3 separate regions of the Mus musculus genome follow, and all the other regions are linked to region 1. The links are chromatin loops, found by intact Hi-C in ENCODE. Cell type or tissue: left cerebral cortex. All regions are shown on one strand.

Region 1 (8,000 bases):
TCGCTACCCAGCTGTTCCATGTCTAGCACAAAGTGCAAGGCTGCAATGGAAAATGCATCTGGACACAGCTTTCTAAAGTCCAAACCAGAGACACTGACCATGCAGGGGTTGCCGTCTCCCTGCCCACAAGCTTGTCTCTCAGCCGACATCCACTTGCATATAGTACAACAAAGGCTGTTGAGTCTCTCTTCTCCACTAGCTGTAGAACTGAATAAGCGACTCCTGGAAAACTAGAACTACACTAGAAATAGTCCACATGTAGCCCTAACACTAACCTGCAGCTCTGTACAAGCTCGTATCAATGGCACCCCCAAAGGTTCCACTGGAACCATCCCCTCCTAACTAGAAAGAATGATTTGTTTGAGCAGAAAAGTTTGGGGTAAATCTGGAGTGAAGTAGATTAGGTTCCCTAAGCCAAGTCTCCATGAAGACAGCGGAAATCACAAGATGAGAGAGACAAAGCAAAACCTGCCACAGTCTCAGTGTAAGTGTGCTTTCCAATCAGACGTGTAAGGAGGCTCTTAGGAAACACCAGTTTTCCTTCTCTAGGAAACAACATTCAGTTTTATTTAGAATTTAGGGAAATAGCTCCACCTACACTTGGTAACTGCCACACAAACATTTGATTGATAAAGACATGCCTTCATGGATGTATACTTACCACACTGTGCACAAATTGGTAACTTCTGAACAGAATTACAAAAATAGCAAAATGCTCTATTCTTCTGCCGCCTTGTCATGTAAAACAAAAATTTTAAATAGGGTCAATTTCAAATAAAGTATGAGACTAATTTATCCCTGTGCTAGTTAGTTTTTAATGAACTTGACATAAACTAGAGTATCTGAGAAGAGGGAGCCTCACCTAAGGCCAGACTGGAGCATGGCCAATGTCTGCAGAGCATTTTCTCAACTGCTACTTGATGGAGGAGGACCTAGTGTACCGTGGGCAGTGCCACACTGGCAGGTAGTCCTGGGTTGTGTAAGAAGGGCAGCTAAACCTGAGTCTGGAGCAAGCCAGTAAGCAGCATTCCTCCACCATCTCTGCATCAGTTCCAGCCCCAAGGTTCTTGCCTTGCGCTCTTGCCGTGGCTTCCCTCATCAATGTAAGATGCAATGAACCCTTTCCTCCCCAAGTGTTATAGCACAGCAACAGAAAGCACACAAGGACAATTTCATGCAGGAAGAAAAAGAAAATTTACCTCTGACATTTGTCGCATTCCTGTAGAATTTAAAGCATAACATTAATTTTCTGCTAGCCTAAAATGGAACATTTACTTATATCATAAAGACTCAAATTAAACTATAAGAGGTTCTACATCCCACTTCCAGCTCAGCCTATGTGTACAAAATGTTGTACATACTCCACTAGCAAAAGTAAAAAAAAAACTTATACTCTGTGATCAATGATGGGAAAAAAGCCATATTACAAAAAAAGTTAAAATATACTAGATTCCCTTTTGGTTGTTTTAAAGAAAGCAAATACTACAGAAAACAAACAAATTCCTGCTCAATTTTCTATTTTAATTAAAAACCATCCGATCTGCCAATATTGTGTGGGTGCTAGGAATAAAGGACAGGAAATACTAAAGATCACAGCATGTCCATTTAAGCGGGGTTCGAAGCTCTCCAGTCTGTCACTCTCTGGAGCCAAGGCACCACTGCTCAGCCTTTCCCCAACATGTCCCGGCCTCTTCTCCGCAGGCCTCACTAACTCTGCTCCTTTCCCTTTACTGAAATACCAAGATCTACTCCATGACATGCACGTACGCACGCCAGTCACTGTCTTGTCTGCCAGCACGCCTCTTTTCTCAAAAGAACCTGACATTCAACAACACAATCCCCTCTGTCACATCTGTACCATGACATCTGACCTGTACATCATAAATCAGTCCTGGGACAAAAAAACGGCACGAGCCCAACCTATGAGAAATCTTTGTCTGTGACCTCCACAATAGGAGATATGGTCGATATAAGCACTCGACCAGAAACCAAGAAGCTGCACAAATAAAACATGGCAATCCTCAGGGGCAGAAGGAGCCAAAGAAACAAGAGCAGAGGGCGGCCCAAGGCCTAGCTGTCCCCAAGTCTTAGCTCCTTTCTTCTTCTCACTACTTGGAGGGACTATGGTAGTGAGGTGCTTTTCCCTAGGTTAAATTGTTTCTGTCATTCATAAACAAATGAGTCCTAGAAAGTAGTACACACTAGGGAATCCTACAAACATACAAAAGAGGGAGGTGCGCCATCTGCCATCATCTGCCATTATTGGTGCACCCAGAGTCCCAGGCAGAACACTCGGTCCCCTGAATGATAAACATTTGCTAAATTAAGTCATGAAAATGAAGTATTTTAAAACAATCTGACTTTTTCAAGACTAGCAAATTAGTTAAGAACATGGGAAATGTCTAAAAATCAGGGTACTCAGTGAATGGAGACTGGCTAGGAGAAAATGATCAAAACTGAGCTAAAGAATATATAAAAAAAGCTGGAGCCTCCCACTCAGTTCCTGTCACCCATTCGCCTTCAACATCTATTGTCACCAGTAATTCATGATACGCCAGGCTTGATAATACATACTCTAACAACAATAAAAATATCATTGTTACTCAGTAAAATACTGAGGACACCTTTAACAGGTTCTTCACAGGGGCACACCATAGTTGATCATGTTTTTTAGGTACCTATATATGGTACTACAGAGTCCTCCATTCAGCCACCAGCCATTGCTTTAAAAAGCTCTCACCATTGAAGCATTGCATGGGTGTTTGGCTAGGTCGACAGTACTTCTTGATGCTCGCAGTTGTTTCTCGCGTTCTCGGCGGTTCTCTGCCTTCTTCCTCGCACCGGTCTTTTTCTTCGGCATGTTCCCTTCTTTCTAAACAAGAAAACAGGAAAGGTATAATTGATGCGTTCAGTCACACAGCATCTATACTTTCCTTAAATATTAAATCAGTCTTTCAATTTTAAATGCACCTCATCCCATCTGAAGCCTTTAGCAACATTACACACACATTATTCCAGCTGCAGGCTCCTAAACTAAGGCCCTCCTCTGGGCTTCCAAACTCTCACACAGCATAAGCATCAAGGACCTCAACCAAACAGCTAGAGTAATTGTTTTCTCACCCTAATTATTCTCTTCACTCAAAAAAACCTATGTATGCACCATTAGTAAGAAATGACTAAAAATATTTGTTTTGTGCCAAGTTGAAATAACCATTTTGAGCTATACAGTCTCAGCCCTAATGCTGTTGACATACAGTATTATACAGTACACTGTCACCTACATGGTATCTAAACAAATAACCAGCAACCCAAGGCCTGACCGCAAACAAACCCATTTTCTCTTAAGAGACTAAGGTACTACAGTGGCTTTCGCTGCCTGTCCCTCGTGCCTAGATGCAACAGTTTCGACAAGTCAGATGCTTTGGAGTTTGTTTCCCACACAGACATCAAACCTTACAGTGCTGGTTTTCAGCACACAGAAAAACTACAACAGAGACAACCAGGCTTCTGTGTTCTCACTCTGGTGCCCCAATCCTTTCGGACAGGACAGTCTTCAGAGCTAATCAGTGGTTAATCATGCTGGCCACGCCACGGGGCCTTCCTTCAGTGTTTAAAAGGGAAGTCTGGAGCATGTGGCTGAGTGGCCACGGGTGACCGTGGATGAATTCTGTACCCACTAAGACATCTCAGACCTATTTTTTTCCTCGAATCTGTTTGTGCCAACGAGGAGAGATTTCTTTGAGTTCAAGCTTAGATCCTGGTGACAGCAGAGCGACATTGGGTTCCAGGCTCTGGGAGGCCAGGAGGCGGGGGCGCGGGAAGAGCCACGCGGCTCGCGACCCGCCAGCAGCCCGAGGGCCCCTCACGTTCTCCAGACCCACCCACGTCGCGCGGCCTCACGGGGACGCGCCACTCACCGCAGTGGCCGAGGACGCGGAGGAGAGGGCGAGCCGCGGGCTAGAACGGCAGAAGCAGCCCGTTTCCAACGGTGGGAGCGAGACCGGATATCCTGCTATGTCAGAGCGCCCAGGTTGAACACGTCAACAGGAAGAATCCCGCATGTTCCGCCCCCTCCTCGGGGAGGACCCGCCTTCCCGGAAGTGGACTTGCTACAATGGAAAGAGGCTCCAGCGTTGCAAAGAAAGTAGAGGGCAGAGAGCTGCCGCATCTCAAGGCCTCTGCTATGTCATTCTGATTTTATTATTTAACTCAGAGAGCTAAAAAGTCCAAAAGGAAAAGAAAGACGAGCCCACAAAAAATTTTGAGAGGAGAACAAGAACTTTGCTAGCAATTTTTTGCCTGACTCTTCTGAAATCCTTTTCCTTTCTGGGAGCCTGACAAGCCTCACATGGCACATTTTTAATTTTTGTTGTTGTTATTTTCTGAGACATAATGAATGGAACCCTGGCCTTGAAGCCACGACTCCATTACCTCTGTCTCTCAGCACTAGGATTATAGGCGTGCTCACAGGAAACTGCAGAGCCCTCCACTCCTCCCCCCCACCCACCCACCCCCGCTTTTTTTAATGTCTCACAACACTGAGTTCGGAGGTGTCTTGCTTGGCCTCTGCTGTGTGCATTCTGTTCCATTGTGAGCAAATCCTCCCACGTTCTCTGCTTCTGCTCCGAGGCTGAGATCTAACTATGCTTCCCTACAAGACTGTTTGCTTTAAATAACACTGAAGGTAAATGTTCCACTCTCACTCCCACCTTACCTTTGGGGAGGAAGTTCTTGACATTACTCCCAGTACTGCATGTGAGTATCACTTACTGCCTATCACCTTCTATATTTGAGTGGAGCTGTGTTATATCCACCCACTTTTTTTTATATTTTTTTATTTACATTTCAAATGTTTTTCCCTTTCCAGGTCTCCCCTCCAAAAACTCCCTATCCCATCCCCCTCCCTCTGCCTCTTTGAGGGTGCTCCCCTATCCACCCACCCACTCCTGGCTTCCAGCCCTTGCATTCTCCTACACATCAAACACCCTCAGGGCCAAGGGCCTCTCCTCCCACTGATGTCCAACAAGGCCATCTTCTGTCTTTACCACATTCACATCCCAATGGAAGACAACTCGTTTTGGTCTCTCTCTTTTTTTCCAACCCCTTCTGTTATCATCTTTGCTGCACTCCAGGAATTCGCTTTCATAACCACACCTCAAGCCTTTCTCTGAAGAGAGCTCAGTTTTGTCAATGAAATATGAATGTCTTGGCTTACTAGGCTCCTACCCTGTGCTCTGTTCTGTATTCTCTTGTTTAGTCATCCTTTTCAGTCTTTTTTTCTGCAAGTTCTACTTAATAAAACAGTCCCATCTCATTAGTCACAGTTTTTATCATAGTTTTTGTACTACTGATCATTAAATGATGTACCTTTTCCCTCCTATTGATTTTCTGGGTGGGGTTTTGGGGGATGGGGTGCTGATACATAAACAGGAGTCTATGTCACTAAACTCAAGCCTCTCAGGATTCCCCTTCTGTCCTCCTATAGTTCCCTAATCTCTTATTCCCATTTACCACAATATTTAATCATAATCAAAACATACTTGTTTTCTTCAAGCTTCCACCACTTATATCAATTTCAACAGACATCACCATCTCCTCTTTGTATAAAATGAGGACATGACTGCTCCCAAGTATGAGTAAGGAGAGAATTTTATTGTAGATGTGAGGGAGAATGCTGCCAGAGACATCTGAAGGAGAGAAAGTTATAAACGAAGCATGAGAGAAGAGAGGGAGAGAGAAGGGAAAAAGAACAAAGAAGAGAGAGCCAAGAGAGGGGACCAGGAGGACAAGGGAGCCAAGAAAGCTCACAGACACAATGGCAGCATTCTAGCAGAATAAGAAGCTGAGGGAAGGGAAGTCCAGGAGCTAGACAAGTTTAGGGGAGAGGGTGAAGTGAGCTGAGCTAACTGGAGCCCCGGGTTTCTGAGTGTCTGGCCAGCATGTGCTTTGATATGCTAATAGAGCCACAGTTCACCATTTGTCCCTAGCTTCTTTGAGACCTGATACTCTTTCACAAACACAAAGTGTCAACAACAGCTAATATAGTCATGGGCTTGCTCCTTACGTTTTAGGCACTTTGCCTGTGTGCCCTTAACAAGGTAACACAAGAAAAAGAACACATAGATAAGATGCAGCTTGACCCACAATTCTATAGGTATTTGGGCTTGAGTGTTTGTATTCTCCTGGGCTTGGAATAAAGTTCAGTGATTGAATGTTTGCCTGGCATCAGAATGACTATTGATACCTTAAAATTGATTAAAATTGTAAATCCCACATTAAAAAACAATACTAGTAAATCTATTCCATATTAATTTAAATAATATTCACAAGCAAAACTGATAATACTTTCCTGTATGAAACACGTAGATAAGTGAAGGAACCCTGGCTCGGCGTTGGAATATTAACATCTCCTTGATCATGTGCTTTCAAGTTCCACGTGCTCCCTTCCACCCTTCACACCACGATGACGCCTCCTCCTTCACTATAATCTTATTGTGTGGCCCACATTCCTGTCTCAGCTTCCTAAGGGCTGGGATTGCAGATGTGGACCACCACATTTGGCTTCTTCCCTGTTCTTATACTTGTACAAGCTGAGCAGTAGCTTTACTTATTGCCCCTCCACTCTGTCGGTAGGAACACTATACTCTAGCAGCTGCCTGCCTCCTCACTCAGCCTTCTGCAGAACATCAGCCTCACCACTGCCCACATAGCCCTTGCCATTCATTACAGTATCTGTGCCAACTTATGTTCTAACTTAACCTTAGCCATATGCCTAGTGTTTAGACGGAGCTGGGGGCAGACTAAGGAGGCATCTGTGTGGGTTCCAAATAACAGAGAAGATTAGGAATTAACTACGGGAGACAAGGTCTTTGTGCTCAGGGATAGGCACTGGAGGAACCTGGAAGGCTAAACTCACAGAGTTGTTCCTTCAAGGGAAGGAATGCAGTACCTGCTATCTACCCTGAAGGCTGTAGCGGACGGCTTTCCAGCCTGGTGACCTTTGTGCTACCTGTGTGGCCAGAGACTTTTCAGGCACCGGATTCTCCTCAGACCCTTTTCATATATATGTTTTTCTCGGCCAATCAACAACCTGATTTTGCCAGTCAATCTGTAGACTATCTTTATTAACTTTACCAAAAACTTCCACGTCGTCATGCCTCATCTGTATTTAACTTACTTTGTTCCTCGAGGAGATGTGTGATGCTTTGTTGTGAACAAGAGATTGAGTTAATTATCATCAGATAGTCACCAAATTGTCCTGTGCTTAAATTTGCATAAAATAAACAACTAAGAGCCAGACTCCCCAAATCTGAACCTACACTGGCTGCTGAGTCATGCAGAGACAAAGGTCTTCCTGTGCCTTCCACACATCACTCTACTGGCTGTCATGGTCACAGGCACCAACTATTAACTGGAAAACTGGACCACAGTCAAGCTCAGAGGATTCAGGAGAACTGGAAATGTAAGATTCTCAGTGTCACAACCCAGCCTGTTGCATCAGAGTCTCCGTCTGACGGACATCCTAACCCTGGAACATCTATGCTCCTTGAGTTTTGTGGTTAATCTCTGGAGCGTGGCCACTCTTAGGATTAAGAATTGGACTTGTTTCTCTCTTTTTTTTCCCTGCCTTCCTACTGCAGAATCAAAGCCTCTTTACTTCCTAGCAGAAACCCACTCCATTTTATTGTTAGATTTTAAAATCCAATTAAGCACTTTGGCTTTTTTTTTCTGTTCTCAAATAATTACTTAGCATCAGATATTGCTCTTGTCCTTAAGATCACTGTTTCTCTCATATTTTCCAAGCATTTGACACATTGTACCTATTAGAATATTACCTTCTATTAGAATACCATCCCAGTTCACTACTGATAAAGATTTTAACCACTGCACTGCTACCTTGTGCCAAGGACTATCTGTCTTATGCCTGTCACCAGTAAGAGGTCCTCAGAGCAGTAAAGTTGCCATGACTCAAGTCATAAATCCTATCTTTTATGGACCAG
Region 2 (8,000 bases), 1.8 Mb before region 1:
CTGTTGGCTCACTGTATCTACTCGGCATTTTAAGAAAGTCTCAAATTTATATGGTAGCCCAGAAAAAGCAGAACTCAGAAATCAAAGCCTAGCTTCTACGGAATGCTTGTTTTGGAAGCTTCAGAAAGTTGAGAAATCATACTGAGCCACCCTAATGTCAGACACCACCTGTGCTGACTGTCCGTGTAATACAGAGCCACAGCACTGCTTCCTCTTTTACTTTAGTGTTGTGGGCACCTCAATAAACCCGTCCTTAGCCATCTTAATGACAACTGCAAACTACCTAGTCACAGCCTACCCCTCTTCTTGTCTATCGTTTCTAACAAACTCATCATTTAACATACTAAGTCATCCACTGTATGTTCTAAAACAAAATCTAAATCCAAAACAAAAGCAATGTTATTATGTAGCAGTATGGCAAGAAAGCCAGGCCTTTTTAACTAGGGCACCCATTTTATACATTTTAACATCTTAAAAATCAGGATAAAGGCTGGAGTCAGTGAAGTGCTACTACATTACCGTTGGTCTCTCTGACTAGAAAGCAGCTATTTTTATCAGTTTGCTCAAGGAATTTTGAGGGCCTGACACTCTTGTTAAGCACTCAGTAAGTCACTCTGAATGAATAACTTAGTTCAAGCATAAAAGTGCTGCAAAGGGCAAATTAGTTTCTAGTTAGACATGGCGAGTAAGACTGCAGATCACTTAGGATATGTTATCAGAAACAGCTGACAATCAGGCTGGCAGCACCTGTAGATGCCCAGTGACAGTGTGCTATTACTTTCAAAATGTTAAAACAAAAAACAGCTAGGGCTGGAGAGATGGCTCAGTGGTTAAGAGCATTGACTGCTCTTCAAGAGATCCTGAGTTTAATTCCCAGCAACCACACGGTGGCTCACAACCATCTGTAATGGGATCTGGTGTATCTGAAGACAGCTACAGTGTTGCTCATGTGCATAAAAAATAAATCTTTAAAAAGCAAAACAACCCCCCCCCCAATCACAAACAAACGAACAAACAAAAAGAAAACAGCTAGAATAAGGGAGAGAAAATAGTTTTCACGAGGCAAAGGTAGGGGCTGGAGAGATGGCTCAGCAGATAAGAGCCACTTGTTCTTGCAGAGGATCCAAGTTTGATTTTCAGCACACAACTAGTGGGTCATAAACATCCATAATTCTAGTTGCAGGAGCTGACCTCTGACACCACGCATGCACACAGTACACATACACATTCAAAGGCAAAACACATAAAATAAAATAAATAAATCCGCCGGGCGTGGTGGTGCTCGCCTTTAATCCCAGCACTTGGGAGGCAGAGGCAGGTGGATCTCTGAGTTTGAGGCCAGCCTGGTCTACAGAGTGAGTTCCAGGACAGCCAAGGCTACACAGAGAAACCCTGTCTCGGGAAAAAAAAAAAAAAAAAACCACAAAAATAAATAAATCCAAAGAGACAGGGGCAGGTGTCACCTATTGAGTCTGGCTGAAAGAGAAAAATAAAATCTCTACCTAGCTAAGAGAAACAAAACCAAACCCAGAATAATACGAGGATAACAACCACCCCCCCCCACCCCCCCCACGGAAGAAGGCTACAGGAAACAGTAAGGAATAGATTGTCTAGAAAAACAACCCGCCCACACAACTTCAAATGAGACTATAGGAAGGTTGAGTCATTCTAATTAATCTGGAGAAACCACAAATTTACTTTTAGATTTTAGTTTTAGAAATTTCTCAAAGTTTTTCACTATCCAAAAACCCAGACTATGTCCTGGTATGTAAACATCAAAGTACCTGCAGAGAGCTTGGGTCATACTCGCATCTTTTACATTTGGGTCGGTGGTTAGGCTCCTGATGAGGACTGTGATCATCTGCAGAGGAATATGCTGCACCAGGCTTGCCAAGGCAACCGAGGGCTCAAAGGATGCATCTAGTTGTTAAGTTAAAAAGACAGACAAATATGGCATGGAGATTAAAAGTGAAGTACTAGTGCAAGGGAGAAAGGAAACACACACACACACACACACACACACACTAAAGGTGCTCTAGGAAGTTATGTTATACATCATGGGTAGACTCTAAATCGAAAGTTAAACCATAAAAGAGAGGTTAAGAGGAAATAGCAATAATCACTCATTCTATAGCCACATCACTAAATTAGAAAAACTATTGTTAAGTTTTTTCAATAAGCTACTTTGTTGTTAATAGTACATTTATGGGTTTAGATAATACTTTAGAAAGCAGTAATCGGGGGTGGGTAAGAACCAGTCACATATTCTAATTTCCATGTCAGAGGCTCATATTATAGTAGTCATTACACTGCTGTGATACTTGAAAAAAATTTTAAGAGTAGAAATTAAGGCGAAGGGGGCTGGCTTTGCTTATATAAAATGTAAGGCATCAAGATGGTCTGCTTCAGTAGGCCAGTGAAAGACTTGGAAAAAACTTGTAACAGCTATGACAAACTACAAGTACGATGGCAGGAAGGGGAAGCAAATGCCCCTGGTATCTATTAAACACATCAGACTATGGGAGCCTTTAAAGCTCAACCCTCATTTCTGGCCAGGGTAAAAAGGGGCAGCTCCACTAAGTTCAGTCTCACTCTGGCTGTGAACCTATTGTTTCACAACTGCCAGACTCTAAAGCACCTTCAAGTACAGGCACAGACAAGGTTCTAGGTGAGGTTTTCTAAGACCTTTCCCTAGTTTTTGAGGATGCAGTTCATGATAAAGACAAGACAGATTACTTACTACCTAAGCTGTCACACTTGTCTTCATGCTCCCTGGATCTCCTGTCACATACACTGTCGTGAAGTGAAATGCTGACATTTAAAAAACACTACATGGTATACCGGGACAATAATAGATTGTGCGCGACTCATGAATTAAAAAAAAATGAGACCACCAGAAAACAGGAAAAAAAAAAACCCAACAAGATACCCTTCAATAAGATGATAGGTTACACACAGTAATAATAACTCCCTGCGGCAAGCATCATATATGACCATTAGTCAGTAATGACTAGAAGCTTTTCATCCTGGCTGTCAGCCTGTAAGAATTCCAAAACTGGAGCAGAGGTGGTGTAATTAAATGACTTGTTCAGTGACAAAGGTCTTTGGACTTAGGCATCCTCAATGTTTTGGCTCCAGCGTACCATTCTGAACAAGGCAGTGAAGAGGAGTAACATTTTGCATAAGGGTATTTAGTTTTGCTCTCCATCAAGAACGTCTCTTACTGGAGGAGTTACTCTAATAAAATAGGCTACCTGGCCTCTTTCAGTACCCCCAAAGAGAATGCTTCCGGGGGGGAAAAAAGCGCACTGTGTTGATGAGACACACGTGTTGAATTTCCAAGACACACTTTTCTGAAATAATGACCCTTACCTGTGGAAGAGATGCTTGCAAAAACTTCTTGCAGAGAAGGTAGCAGCGTGGAGGGCTCAGCCTTCCAAATATTCTGTAGTAAGGTACTCACTTTCGTTACCTGGGAGACATACTCCCGTAGTTCCTTCTCCTGAGTGGACACGCACTGGAAATGACCTATCGTTCGAACCAGCTGTTGACAGAAGGTAACTGACAGTTTCCCTTTGGGGACGCACTGCACGAAATCGGTCAGGAGGTCGCTCAGCCGGGCACAGAGCACTGGCTCCGGCCTCTCGCAAACCATTCGCAGGACCTCCACCTGGAGCAGGCTGAAGAGATCCAGCACCGACGGGCAGCTCATAATCAGCTTCAGGCCGTTGTGAATGTAGTCCAGGATGGCGACGTCCTTCCTGTCCACTGAGTGGTAGCCCTGCTGAAGGAGGCCCAACACGAAAGTCTTGTTGAAGAAGGACTCGAACTCCGGCCGGTGGTACCGCGCGTAGGCCTCCAGCACCTGGTGGCCCACTTGTCGCTGGAAAGGGTCCTGGCCCTCCAGGATGAGGCGGGTCGTCAGGTCAAACATGGCCTCGCACTGCGCCTCGTCGAGCCAATGCTCCGCGAACTCCACCACCTTCCGCACAATCATCCGCTTGAGGGGCAGCGGGTGCGAGGAGCTCACCAGGCCTTCCAGAATCTTGTCCATCGTCGCCACTCTGCAAGGCCAGGCCCTGGGGATAAAGAGCTGGCAGCGGCAGCCCCGGGGGGCAGCAAAGCGCCCCGGCGGGGAGGAACTTGGAGCCAACCAGCAGCAGGACCGGCCACCGCCACCGCCGCCTCAGCAGCCACATTTATCGAGTGGGAAGGCCCATCCGAGCCGGGACGGGAGCGAGCGATTCTGGGACGCCGAAAGGCTGCGGGTCCCCGCGGTCCGCCTCAGGGGCCGGAGGTCCGCATAAGGCTGCCTCGCTGGGCCCGCGACCTCTCCCAGCCTCCGGGCGCAGGGACCCTCCAGGCTGAGCTGGAAGGTGAGGAGCGCCTTCGTGTCCCGGGTCAGTGCGGAGCCCCGGCTCCCGCGGGTGGGCAGTTAAAAGTCGCCCTGGGTTGAGTCAGGAGGCACTGTCAATGCGAGTACCTCGATCTGCCAAGGAGAGGAGCCGGAGGCGCGGAACACCCTGAACCCGGAAGCAGAAATACTGGCGAATAGGAAGTGAAGCTCCGAGGTACAGCGGATAGGTCCGCCCTCGCCCCGCCCACTTTTTTCCGGTCCTTTCCCGGCTACGTTCGACCCATTTCCTGCTGGCCCCGCCCCTCCCCCTTCTCCATGTAGCTCCTCCCCCGATAGGCCGCGCCCCCTTCCCTGGCGCGCAGGCGCAGAGGCACGGAGTGAGTCACGCGGCCACTCTCACGTCACTGGAGACTGTGTGGTACGTCACTGGCGGACTTCCGGAGGCGCTGCTCAGGGAGCCTACTCTGAGCTCTGAGGTTCTTGTCGCCGGACGTGGATTCCGTCAGTGGTGAGGGTTAGAAACTCAGAGACCACTCAGCGCGAGCGAACCGAGAGTCTATACTGAGCCGCCGGCGACTGCCGGGGGGAAACCCTTCTCTCAGAGCAGCCGGAAGAACGCACTGTGCAGGGAGCTGTAAAAGGCAGAGAACACGGAAACACTACTTCCTTGTTTGCCGTTGGCAGGGAAATAAAGTAAGCAAGCAGCTTACTAGAAGCCCAAAACGTGCAGTTGCCTGAGGCATTTCCCCGAGTTTCTAGGACAGAGTTGGGGTACAGGACTTTTCACTTTCATCAGGGAATGATGGTGTCAGTTTCCGGGTAAACCAAAGATGGCTCCACCTGAGACAAAATGGAGGAACTTTTACTATGTCATAGTCTGAGACATGTTGCTTATGAAGACAATTCGAGGAAGTGCTATTAATTGTTTAAAATCTTGTGTCTGAGAAAATTTTGGAAACGCGAGAAGAGCACTAGTTGAGGAATGGAGGAAAGTATAAGAAAACAAACAAACAAACAAACCAAGCTTTGGGGGAAATCTTTCTAAAGACCTTGTTAGGCCCAGACATACTCCAATGCCTTAAATGGCTGGGTTTTTCCTCTGAAACAATTGCTAATGTAGAGAGAGTACTGGTGGCTCATATATTTAGTGGTGATTCAAAACAAGGTTGTTGTAAGAATAGATTTTTTAGCGGGTGGTGGTGGTGCTCGCTTTTAATCCCAGCACTTGGGAGGCAGAGGCAAGTGGATTTCTGAGTTCGAGGCCAGCCTGGTCTACAGAGTGAGTTCCAGGACAGCCAGGGCTACACAGAGAAACCATGTCTGGAAAAAATAAAAAATAGTGAGCTTTTGTATTCAGTGTTCAGTGTATAAGCAAGATCCTTCTCAGCTAAATTTAGACCCAGGCATAGTGGCATACACCTTTAATCCATGGAGATAAGGCCAAGCAGATCTCTGAGTTCAAGGCCAGCCTGGGACAAGCAGGTTCTAGGTGAAGAGCTTAACTCCAGGCCTGGTGGTACATGCCTTTAGTTCCAGCATTACAAGAGACAGCCATGTAGGTCTCTGAGTTCATTTCAGGAAACCCAAACTTAGGCAGAGAGGGAGTTAGAAAACAGAAAGCTGATAATAGAACATGGTGGAGGTGGGAGGACACATTCCAGCTTCAGCAAGCAGCAGAACTTGGCAGCTTTGGCCATGTGGCTCTGGCTTTAAAGAAGGGATTACTGGGACAATTGATGCTGGTAGCTGGAGCTAAGAAATTAGTGGTGATTACGAAGAGACCAGCGTCACTGAAGTGAAATCTTCTGGGAAGTGTTTTCTGAGAGCACAAAGAAACTGTGTTCCAGAGATAGCCAAGGCTAGATCTCGAGCTGCAGCTCTACGTGGTAATGTGTAAGGGTCACCCAGGTGGTTTTGAAGGCGTGAAGTGATCAGAAAGAGCAGCTGAGGCTTAGCACTGTGCAAGGCCATGGATGGCCATTGGTGAAGGTGCCACCCCAGTTGTAGTTGATGGCCCAGAACTGAGTCATGCAAAGAAGTTGAACCATGAAGAGAACCTATGAGAGGCTATTGGTGAAGCCTAGCTGCAGCAGAAGACCCCAGTGTGTTGTAGATGCTAGTATCATAGGATGATTGCCAAGAACAGCAGTAGCAGTGAAATACATCAACCTGAGTTTAGAGTGCTACAGAGGGCAGAACTGGAGAAGTGATGGCAGCCCTTTGGAAGAGCCCAGAAGAAATGAGAACTTATAGTAAAACAAAAATAATCATACACAGATGTTTACAGGAGGTTTATGTGTAATAGTCAACAATAATGGTAATCAATGGAATGGTTAAATTGGATGAATAAACTGGTTCATTGAAAACATCAACAAGAAAATGCAACAGGCTTGATAGGCATACCCACTTACCAGATCTCAGGGGCATTATTCCAAGTTAAAAGAGGCAACCTCCAATGGCATACTCCTAAAGTTCCTTTATATAGTATTGTCAAAAATAAAATTTTTAGAGATGAAAGATGTGATTATAAGGGTTTATTTAGGATGGTAGAGAAGAGTGGGTATAAGTATGAAGGAGTAGATTGATTCATTGTGATGGGCAGGTTCTCCACCTTGATAAAATGGCATATAACTATAATATACATACATATATACATACATACATACATACATACATACATACATACATACATACATACATCACACCGATGTCAGCTTCCTGAATTTTATATTGTGCTATATGTAGGTAGTGTGTGAAGTGAAAATTATGGTTTCTTCGGAAAGTCAGTTGTGTCAGATGGTGTTTTGCTGGGTCAAACATGTAACCTCCCTCAACCTTGAAGCAGGCTGATCCAGACTTTGACCTTGCTGCCACTAAGAAGGAGATTACCTAGGGTTGAGCCTTCTGACCTTGATGGCTCTATTTGCTCTTCTCCAAGACTCTGCTTCCTGCTGAAAGGTCCTGGAGACGTTCCGGAGACACACCCTGTAGATCGCCTACGGGCTGGCTCCAGGCACCAAGAATGGGCTGGTGGGGGATGGGCTTACCCTCTTTATAAGCACGGACTCTCAGTAAACTTCGGGGGGCCTTGAACAGAAACATGTCTTGGTCTCCATTATTTCTCTGGTCATTCTCTCCCATACAGCTCAGACCTCCCACTCAGGAACCCAGTTAGTGTGGCCGCAGGCTACAGGCGGCCTACACAAACATGGAGTGTTTTTCTGAAGCAGACACAGGATGCTTTGCTAAAGCAAGCACATGAAAAGGGTGTGTGATGAAGGATTTTTCACTAATGGCACACATGTATTGGTGCCTTATATTGCATAGCTGAGCTTCATTTGTCGTGATTCCATAGAGAGAAATGAACAAAAAAACTTCTGATAGTGTTCTGGCGGCTTCTTGCCACTTCCACGGACTTGATAGAGTGATGTCAGGTGAGACAGACTCACATGCTGAGGCAAAACATGGTGAGACAAGATCCATGGAGGACACATGTTTGGAGGGAGAATTAAATGGACTTAACAGACAGTGACCCGAGGCTCAAAAGCTCTACAATGCATTTTGGTCTCAAGTCTTTTGCTGAGGGAGGTATGGCAAAGAACTTCTCCTGACCTAATTGCTCCTGCTGACTGGTGCTGATTTG
Region 3 (8,000 bases), 67 kb after region 1:
AACAGATTGAAAGTTGAAGGTTTTGTGGTTGGGTTGATGTCCTGGTCACACTGCTAGAGCCTTGCCTGGTTATAGAAGATGGCTGGTTCCAGCTCCGAATCTCCCATTATTGGGTTGCATCTGCTAGAGTCACTCTCAGGGAAGATTCCAGAGAGTTTCCACTGCATTAAGTTCTACATTGCCTCCCCCAAAATGTCCCCAAATTTCATGATAACATGTATGCTTTTTGTTTCCTTGTCACAGATTTCAGTATGTCCAGTGAATAACCAAAACCAAAGAACATGGTTTTTCAGATTTCAACATACATCAGAATACAAGAGGAGCCTTGTAAAAACAGACTAGAGAGCCAACCCAGTGCTGGGGTGAGACTGGGACATGTTCATGTCAAAGCAAGCTCCAAGTCACTCGAATGCTAGTGCTCTTAGGACCTCCATCACAGCTCAGGACATTTGTAAACAGTGCTGTTATATCAGTACAGATCTCTACAAAATTGCCATAGTGTCATAAGGCTTGCTGATTGTGAAGGAATAAACACAGTTATGGATACGGTAAAAGCACTTGCCGTGCAACTGAAGGACCAGGAGCTCAGATATCCTGCTTCCAGGATAAGCCCTGGAAGAGTGGGTTGCTCACCTGTAGTCAGAACCTGGAAGACAGGGGATCCCTGGGGCAAGCAGTGTAGCTGCACTAGTAGAATCGGAGTGCTCCAGTGAGAGATCTTGCCTCAGTAAATTGTGTGGAAAGTTAAGGAAGAAGATGCCTGATACTAACTGACCTCTGGCCTCCACATGCATACATACACACCTGCCGCATGCAGGTACACATACACATACACACACACACACACACACACACACACACACACACACACACACACACACAGACACGATGCCAACCCCCCACCCCCCAATGGCTGATTGGCTATGGCCGAAATGTCAGGACTAAGGAAGGTAAGTTGCAGATCAAGATCTGAAGACTAGAACATCGACTCTCTAAAACCACCTTAAAGCTCCTCTGCCCGGCCGTGTGCACCAAGTTTTCCTGCCTGCAGATAGATTCTTTACTCGACTTCCAAAGCCATTGTGATGTGTGCTGACATGACATTTCTAGATTGTCACTCTGGAATGTCACACTCTGTTAGTAGGCTTGCTTGTTTTTCTTTTTTATTCCCAATGGCTCATCAAATCCAAACAAACAAAACCCTCTGTTCTCCGGATGTTGTTGTCCCTGTGGAGTAAAGCCCTGCCAGGATTATTTGTGATCAAAACCTTCTTTCTGCCCTCACATGAAGCTTTCCCCTGCTTGAAGATCCTGAAATAGATTCTTTCGAAATATCAGGGTCAAGTGTAAGTGATTCTGTCTTCTCCATTCTTTCAGTGCCAATAGCCCTAAATGTTACTAATTACGACCTTAGCAAACAGAGAAGAGAACATCACTCCTCCAGGAACAAAGGGCAGACCACAATTTCACTAGAAGGAATAAGCTTGATGGCTTGCTACATGGTTTGCTATGCTAAAATTGAAACAGGTGAGATTCCAGTCACATTCTGATGTCTAACCGTGTGGCATCCACATTCAAATCTGAACAGGACACTAAAGACAAAGGAAACACCAGCTTTGGCCCAGGAGCCACACACCCTATACCAAGTCCGACTGGCAATGGTTGTCACATGATTCAGCTGAGCTAGAACAGCATAGAAACTGAGGCAGAGGACAGAGACAATGAGCAAACTCTGCTGCTGCAGTCAACAAATAATCTCAGAAATAGTATTCGTTACAGTAGGGGAAGAAAAGCCTGCAGTAAGACAAGTAGAGCAGGGCTATACACACGCACACACACACACACACACACACACACACACACACACACACACACACACGAGCACTCCTATTCATACATGCACACGAGTGCCCCCCACACACACCCATGCACACAGTGCACAAACACATGTACTCACAGACACACATGTGCAGGCATGCACATACATGCACACTCGCGTGCACACATGCACACACATACATACACACATGCACTCACATGAATACATGCACATGCATACATAGGCATGTACATGCACACACATGTATGAGCTCATGTGCATGCATACACAGTTTATGCACTGTTCTCATTTTGTTTCTGCACTGTGACATATATCCTGATCTAAAGCAACTAAGGGAAGACAACAGTTCATCTCATTTCACAGTTCCAGATCACATCCCATCACTGAAAAAAGGTAGAACCTGCAGGGCAGGACCACTTGCTATTTCATAGAGCATTACCTCTGACCGAGGACCTCACCCACAGCCAAAGACAGTCAGCAGTGACCTTGTTGGGGGCCTGGAAGGGATGCCTATCTAGCTTTCTTTTCTTTTTTAAATCTTTCTAATTTTATTGTATTCTTAAATTTTCAATAATATGTTTATTAATTCCTTGAGAATGTGTCATTACTTTCTTTGATTTTTCACATAGTTTCTGTTGAGTTGACTGGAGACTAAGGCTTCAATGTGGAACACAGGGAGCACTGAGGTTTTCAAACTGGGCCTGGACCTGACTGCCTTTTTAACAGAGGGCAAGAGAAACAGGAGCCATCAGGTCTCGTTGGATGTGGAGTCCAAAGGGTAAAGCCCCTACCCCCAGCCTCCCATCAGAAAAGAGCAGGCCTCCTGGGGACATGGACCAAACCCAGTGTAACAAGCTACAATAAGACCAGGCACATATCACTACATCAAGGCTGGGCAAGGCAATCCAGTAGGGGGAAAAGGTCCCACAAGGAGGCAAGAGTCAGGGACAGCCCCTGCTCACTGTTAGGATTCCCACAAGAACACCAAGCTACATTATCTAGCTTTCTTACATAGTACAGGACCATCTGCTGAGGGAAAGGTATTGCCCATAGTGGGCTGGGCCTTCCTGCTTCAATTGTCAACCAGAACAATCCCCTACAGGCAATTTCTCAACCAAAGCTTTCCTAGCAGGCGACTCTAGGCAGTGTCCTGTTGACAGCTAACGCTAACTAGAATATACATGGATGGTACCTATGCTTATATACAATTTGACTTAATAAATAAAACCTTTATGTTTGTAATTAACTTCTCCCCAAACATCAAAATATAGATGAAAGAAGAAAAATAGAGCAGGAACTCATGGTCAAAGAATATGTGTCTTTCAGTTCATTTTATTTTGTCTCGCTATCCTGTAATATATGTATAAACATATATATATATATATATGTATATATATATATATATATATGTATGTATGTATGTATGTATGTATGTATATGTGTAGTTTGGTACATGATAATTTGAGAACAATTTTATAGAAAATGGCTCATGAATGTATTTAAAGAAAGCAAACATGAGCTATACTTTCATATGTAAAGGGTGTTGGTATGCCAGGGTCTACATTCATTACACTTTCATTTTGCAAAGCCATCCTGTTGGGAAGGCTTACTGTCATACAGATATGCATTGACCAGGTACAGTGATGACATCATGCTGACTCTCAGGGTCACATGGTTGAAAACGGCACATCACATGAAAGACACACTTTCAGTCTCTGTTAGACCCAGCCCCAGCCTGATGTAATGCTCAGGTCCAGATGACCTGATGTTGGAGGGTGACCTACCCTCAAGTGGCACATGGGAAAGTGTAGTCTATATGGGAAGACAGTCTGAAGAGCAGTATGTCAAAGCCCTTTAAAGTAAAGACTTAAATAACTTTCCCGTCATACCATTGCATCATAATTGGCATCGAATCATTTGGCAGGCAGAGGTATAGAGTTCCAAAGAGGCACTGTCTGGAGCCTGTATCCTTTGAACTCCACATCCAAGGAGATCTAATGGCTCGTGTTTCTCTTGCCCTCTGTCAACAAGAAGGCAGTCAGGTTGAGGCCCAGTTTGAAAGCCTCTGTTTTCCCTGTGTTCCACATTGGAACCTTAGAGTCCAGTCAACCCAACAGAAACTACATTTAAAAAGCCAAAACAGGTAATGACAGAGAGCCAAGAGGTCCACAACTATAGCCTTATCTGACCATTTGGTGGCAACCATGAGGGATATACAGGACTCGGGAGGTGACCAAGCTTTAGACTTTTAATGATTGTGAGTAATATCAAACATAAAATATTATTTCATATGTGATGGCTATTTGAAATTCTCATTTTGGTGTACACATAAAAGTATGTTGGACAATACCCTCACAGTTAGCTGAATAACCCAAAGCAGCTGAGGAGACCTGAGAGGAGTTTTGACTAGTTCTCCTTATCTAGCTCCTACTGTAACCTCTGGCCTCTGGCCAAAGGACTCAAAAAGAGTCTCTTGCTGTGGATTGCAGAATGTTTTAAACTGACTTTGCTGAGGAATTTCTTCTTCGAGAAATATCTCTTGTTATATCTGTTCTAAGGCATATCAATTTGGCAACTTCATTGCAGATCATTGATTCTACTGTTAACAGAAAAGAAGAGCTAACTAATGGTGAGGTTTCAGCTTGCCTGTGTGTGAAGGTCTAGGTAGAAAGGATGAATTCTTTCCTTCCTTCCTTCCTGAGGAAGAGAGTGATGGGGCAGGCAATTCTGGGAAAAAAGCATTCATTAATAAAATATAACCCCACCATCTCTACACTGGTTTATTTGGCCGAGGGGGGGGGGAGGGTCGTTTCTTGACAAATAAACAAAATGTCAGCTAAAAGTTAGTTAGGAATTGATTGTGTTAATGTTTCATCCACTAAAGGATAAGCAGTGCAAAGTTATAATTCCTAAAGCCTTAGGGAATCGACACTTGTGACCCCACAACTACTGATGTCATTTCCCTTGGAATTTTAAACTGAATCAAGCTTGGCTTGGTGAAAAGACACATTTTCCTCTATGAACAAATAGTGACCTCCAGTGACTGAAGAAGGGAAATACAGCCATAAATTGATTCCCCCTTTTTAAATTTTGTTTTGTTTTGTTTTTTTAATAAATTATTTTATTTATTTACATTTTAAATGTTGCCCTACTCCTGGTCCCCCCAGCAGAGTTCATCCCCTCATCCCCTACCCCCTTTGCCTATGAGTGCGTGGCCCCCATCCCTGTACATTCTTTGGTTGATGGCTCAGTCTCTGAGAGCTCCCAGGGGTCCAGGTTAGTCGACACTGTTGGTCTTCCTGTGAAGTTGCCACCCCATTCAGTTCCTTCAATCTGTCCCCCAGTTCTTCCATGAGAGTCTTCAACCTCCATCCAGTGCTTGGCTGTCGGTGTCTGCATCTGTCTTACTCGGCTGCTGGGTGGAACCTCTCAGAGGAGAGCCATGCCTGGCTTCTGTCTGCAAACACAACAGAGCATCAGTAATAGTGTCATGGATTGATACCTGACCATGGGGTGGATTCCAAGTCACTGGTCGACTATTCCTTCAGCCTCTGTTCCATTTTTGTCCCTGAATTTCTTTTAGACAGGAGCAATTTGGGGTCCAAAGTTTTGTAGGTAGATTGGTGTCCCCATCTCTCCACTGGGCGCCCTGTCTGGCTACCAGAGGTGGTCTCTTCAGGTTCCATATCCCCACTGTTGGATATCTTGGCTAAGATCACCCACATTGAGTCCTGGGAGCAAGCCCCCACCAGGGGGTCAGGGTGGGGAGTGGGGGCTATGGGGGTGGGGAGCATCTCTAGGAAGTCTCTTGTCTAGATTTTAGATGCTATTTCTATTATTTAACAAGAAGCTACAGAGTGACATGGGGTGGTTGGTACAATTCTGAGCATAGGTGCTATCTTAGAGGTAGCATACCATGATGAACCAGACCCCCATGTTAGATGCTTTATCTCTGGCCTGAGCCCTGAGCATCTCAGCGCCCTTTTGAGCAACTGTGTGTAAGAGTGTACATTTGCAAACAAGGGGTGGTAATGTGGTGCTATGCGTATACCTTCTTCCTCCATGTCATGAATCATACCCTGACTCTTATTAGGACATACAGATTCAGTATAGAGATGGGCAATAGAACAGTTGGGCACAAGAAGGGGGGGTAGTGTGGGGCAGTGGGCATGGGAGAATAAAGGGATTGGGGGAAAACCTGCATCCTGCCAGAGAGTTCTGGTGCTCTGGGCAGACAGACGTGGAGGACTGCCACATGCTTTCCACATGGCCCCAGGTGGGTGTCTGGCTGTGGGAAGCTATGGACCCAGCCCATGGTGGGGGGTAGGGGGTGGACAAAGGGTAGTCCTAGGTCTCTGGGCCTCAAAGAGGCCAGAGATAACAGATTCTCACTCTCGGGCATCCCAGACACCACTGGTCACCACAGAAGAGCTAAGAACAAAATGGGGGCCCCGGGGAAGGCTTGGTCAGCGCCAGGGTGGAAGGGAGGATAGGGCAGGGAAAGAGGGGGTGCTGGTTGATTCCCACGCGGCTGAGAGACCTTGGTCTGGTCCGTGGCTGGAACGCAGGAAGGCCTTCTGGCAGGAGGTTAGAAGAGGTTCTTTAGGGGAAAGCCTATGCCATTGTTCTAGCATGGCAGACCTTGATGAGCAGGGAGAGTCTATGGTTTTAGAGCTTTGTTGTAGAAAGGCAGAGAGAAGGAGAGAAGGTAGAAAGAGGGAGAGAGGCTGGCCATGGCCATGTGGAGGGTGGGGGAGGGAAAGAGAGAAAGAGGGCTACAGATGAGAGTAAGAAAGGTGAGAACTTAAAGAGGGAGAAGGGGCCAAGCAGCCCCTTTTATAGTGGGCTGGGCTACCTTGCTGTTGCCAGGTAACTATGGGGAGGTACATACCTGGCTATATTCAGGTAAATGTGGGGGTGGAGTTTAGCCAGAATACCACAAGCTTGGGACATTGTCTATGTGACTTATCGTCACAGAATTATGGAGTTGGGGGCTCTGTGGTGTCAGGCATCTGTCTCTGGAAATGTGGGTCACTGTTCTGTCCCTTGTAGAGTTTCCTACTGGGTCGCTGGAGCAAGCCTCATTCAACCTAAATAGGCTGCCTTTTACAGCCCTACAGGATAGGGCACTTCCTCAAAACTAAACAAGTGGAGGCCAAGGGCACTGGGAAGCAAAATCAATGTCTTCCTGATTCTGTTGAAGCCAAACCTTGTGGGCTACCACTGCTTGCTGGTTCCCCATTAATCTGGCTCTCTAGTCACCTGGTCACCCATATTTCTCCTTCTTCCTCAGCAACCAAATTTGACTGCAGTTAAAAGCTCAAACCTGAGCTGGTGGGATCAGAAGTTTTCTCAAGAGCAGTGGTTTAAATGGCCATCCTAGGAATCCCTTTTATTGCTACTATCTATCTACCTACCTATCTATCTACCTATCTATCTATCTATTTAATTTTGAAGTTAAAATTAAATATTTCCCCTGCTTCTTTCCTCCCTCCAACATTTGCTCTTTTTCAAATCCACAGCCTCTATTTCTTTGTCATTACTCTCTCTCTCTCTCTCTCTCTCTCTCTCTCTCTCTCTCTCTCTCTCTCTCTCTCTCTCTCTCTGACACTCTCTCACCTCTCCCTCTCCCTATCCCCCCTCTCTCTCACACACACACATATTTCCAAATGTATAAACACACTTTGCTCAGCCCATATAACGTTGGACATATACTTGTCTACATATGATTCCATGATTCCATGACTAGCAACTTTGTATTTGTATTGGATAAGCTATTAGGGGTCTCCTCCCCCCCCCCAGACTAATTCTGCTCTTGGTATTCCTGACAGTGGCATTATGTGCTCTCTTTTTTTCAATGTGTTGTTGCTTCATTGCTGTCTATAACCACAAGAGGATGCTCTGACAACATGCCTAAGGGGACAGAGAGAAAAGCAGAAAGCACTTGAATTATTTTTTTTATTTTTGAGAATTTTGTACATGATACAATAAAACATTCTATCTACCCACTCCATTATCTCCATACTTCCAAACATACCTGTTTTCAACTTCATGTCTTTTTTGTTTGGTTATAACCAAAGAGTTCAGTTAATGCTACTTATTCACACATAGGCATGGAGCCATCCACTGGAGCATAGGGATTCTACCAGGGGTCACATAC

Evidence for each region. Peaks named below come from ENCODE experiments on the same cell type or tissue, not always from the same donor. Only the 100,000 strongest peaks of a DNase experiment are listed, where the experiment ranks them.
Region 2: it touches region 1 in a loop (11-fold over the local background); 5 of 42 quality-filtered maps call a loop at or near these places.
Region 3: a loop joins it to region 1, with 5 times the contacts of the local background. A loop is called at or near these places in 3 of 42 quality-filtered maps.

What each region holds. Positions count from the first base shown.
Region 1 is chr8:82,770,140-82,778,139 of GRCm38, forward strand. Zfp330 (zinc finger protein 330) reads right to left here and starts at 4,006. Exons shown (of 10, transcript NM_145600.2): 1 at 3,918-4,006; 2 at 2,741-2,872; 3 at 1,200-1,219; 4 at 662-732. The coding sequence starts at 2,860. In left cerebral cortex, no CTCF peak of the experiment used is centred here; DNase peaks (open chromatin) are centred at 3,562, 4,058, 4,579 and 4,884; H3K4me3 peaks cover 1,685 bases; H3K27ac peaks cover 985 bases.
Region 2 is chr8:81,010,383-81,018,382 of GRCm38, forward strand. It overlaps Usp38 (ubiquitin specific peptidase 38), which reads right to left and starts at 4,524. Exons shown (of 10, transcript NM_027554.2): 1 at 3,373-4,524; 2 at 1,785-1,920. The coding sequence starts at 4,054. In left cerebral cortex, a CTCF peak has its summit at 884; DNase peaks (open chromatin) are centred at 872, 3,801, 4,658 and 5,970; H3K4me3 peaks cover 3,872 bases; H3K27ac peaks cover 1,722 bases.
Region 3 is chr8:82,836,878-82,844,877 of GRCm38, forward strand. Gm31545 (a long non-coding RNA gene) reads right to left here and starts at 657. Exons shown (of 4, transcript XR_387821.3): 1 at 634-657. In left cerebral cortex, CTCF peaks have their summits at 4,881 and 7,734; a DNase peak (open chromatin) is centred at 4,825.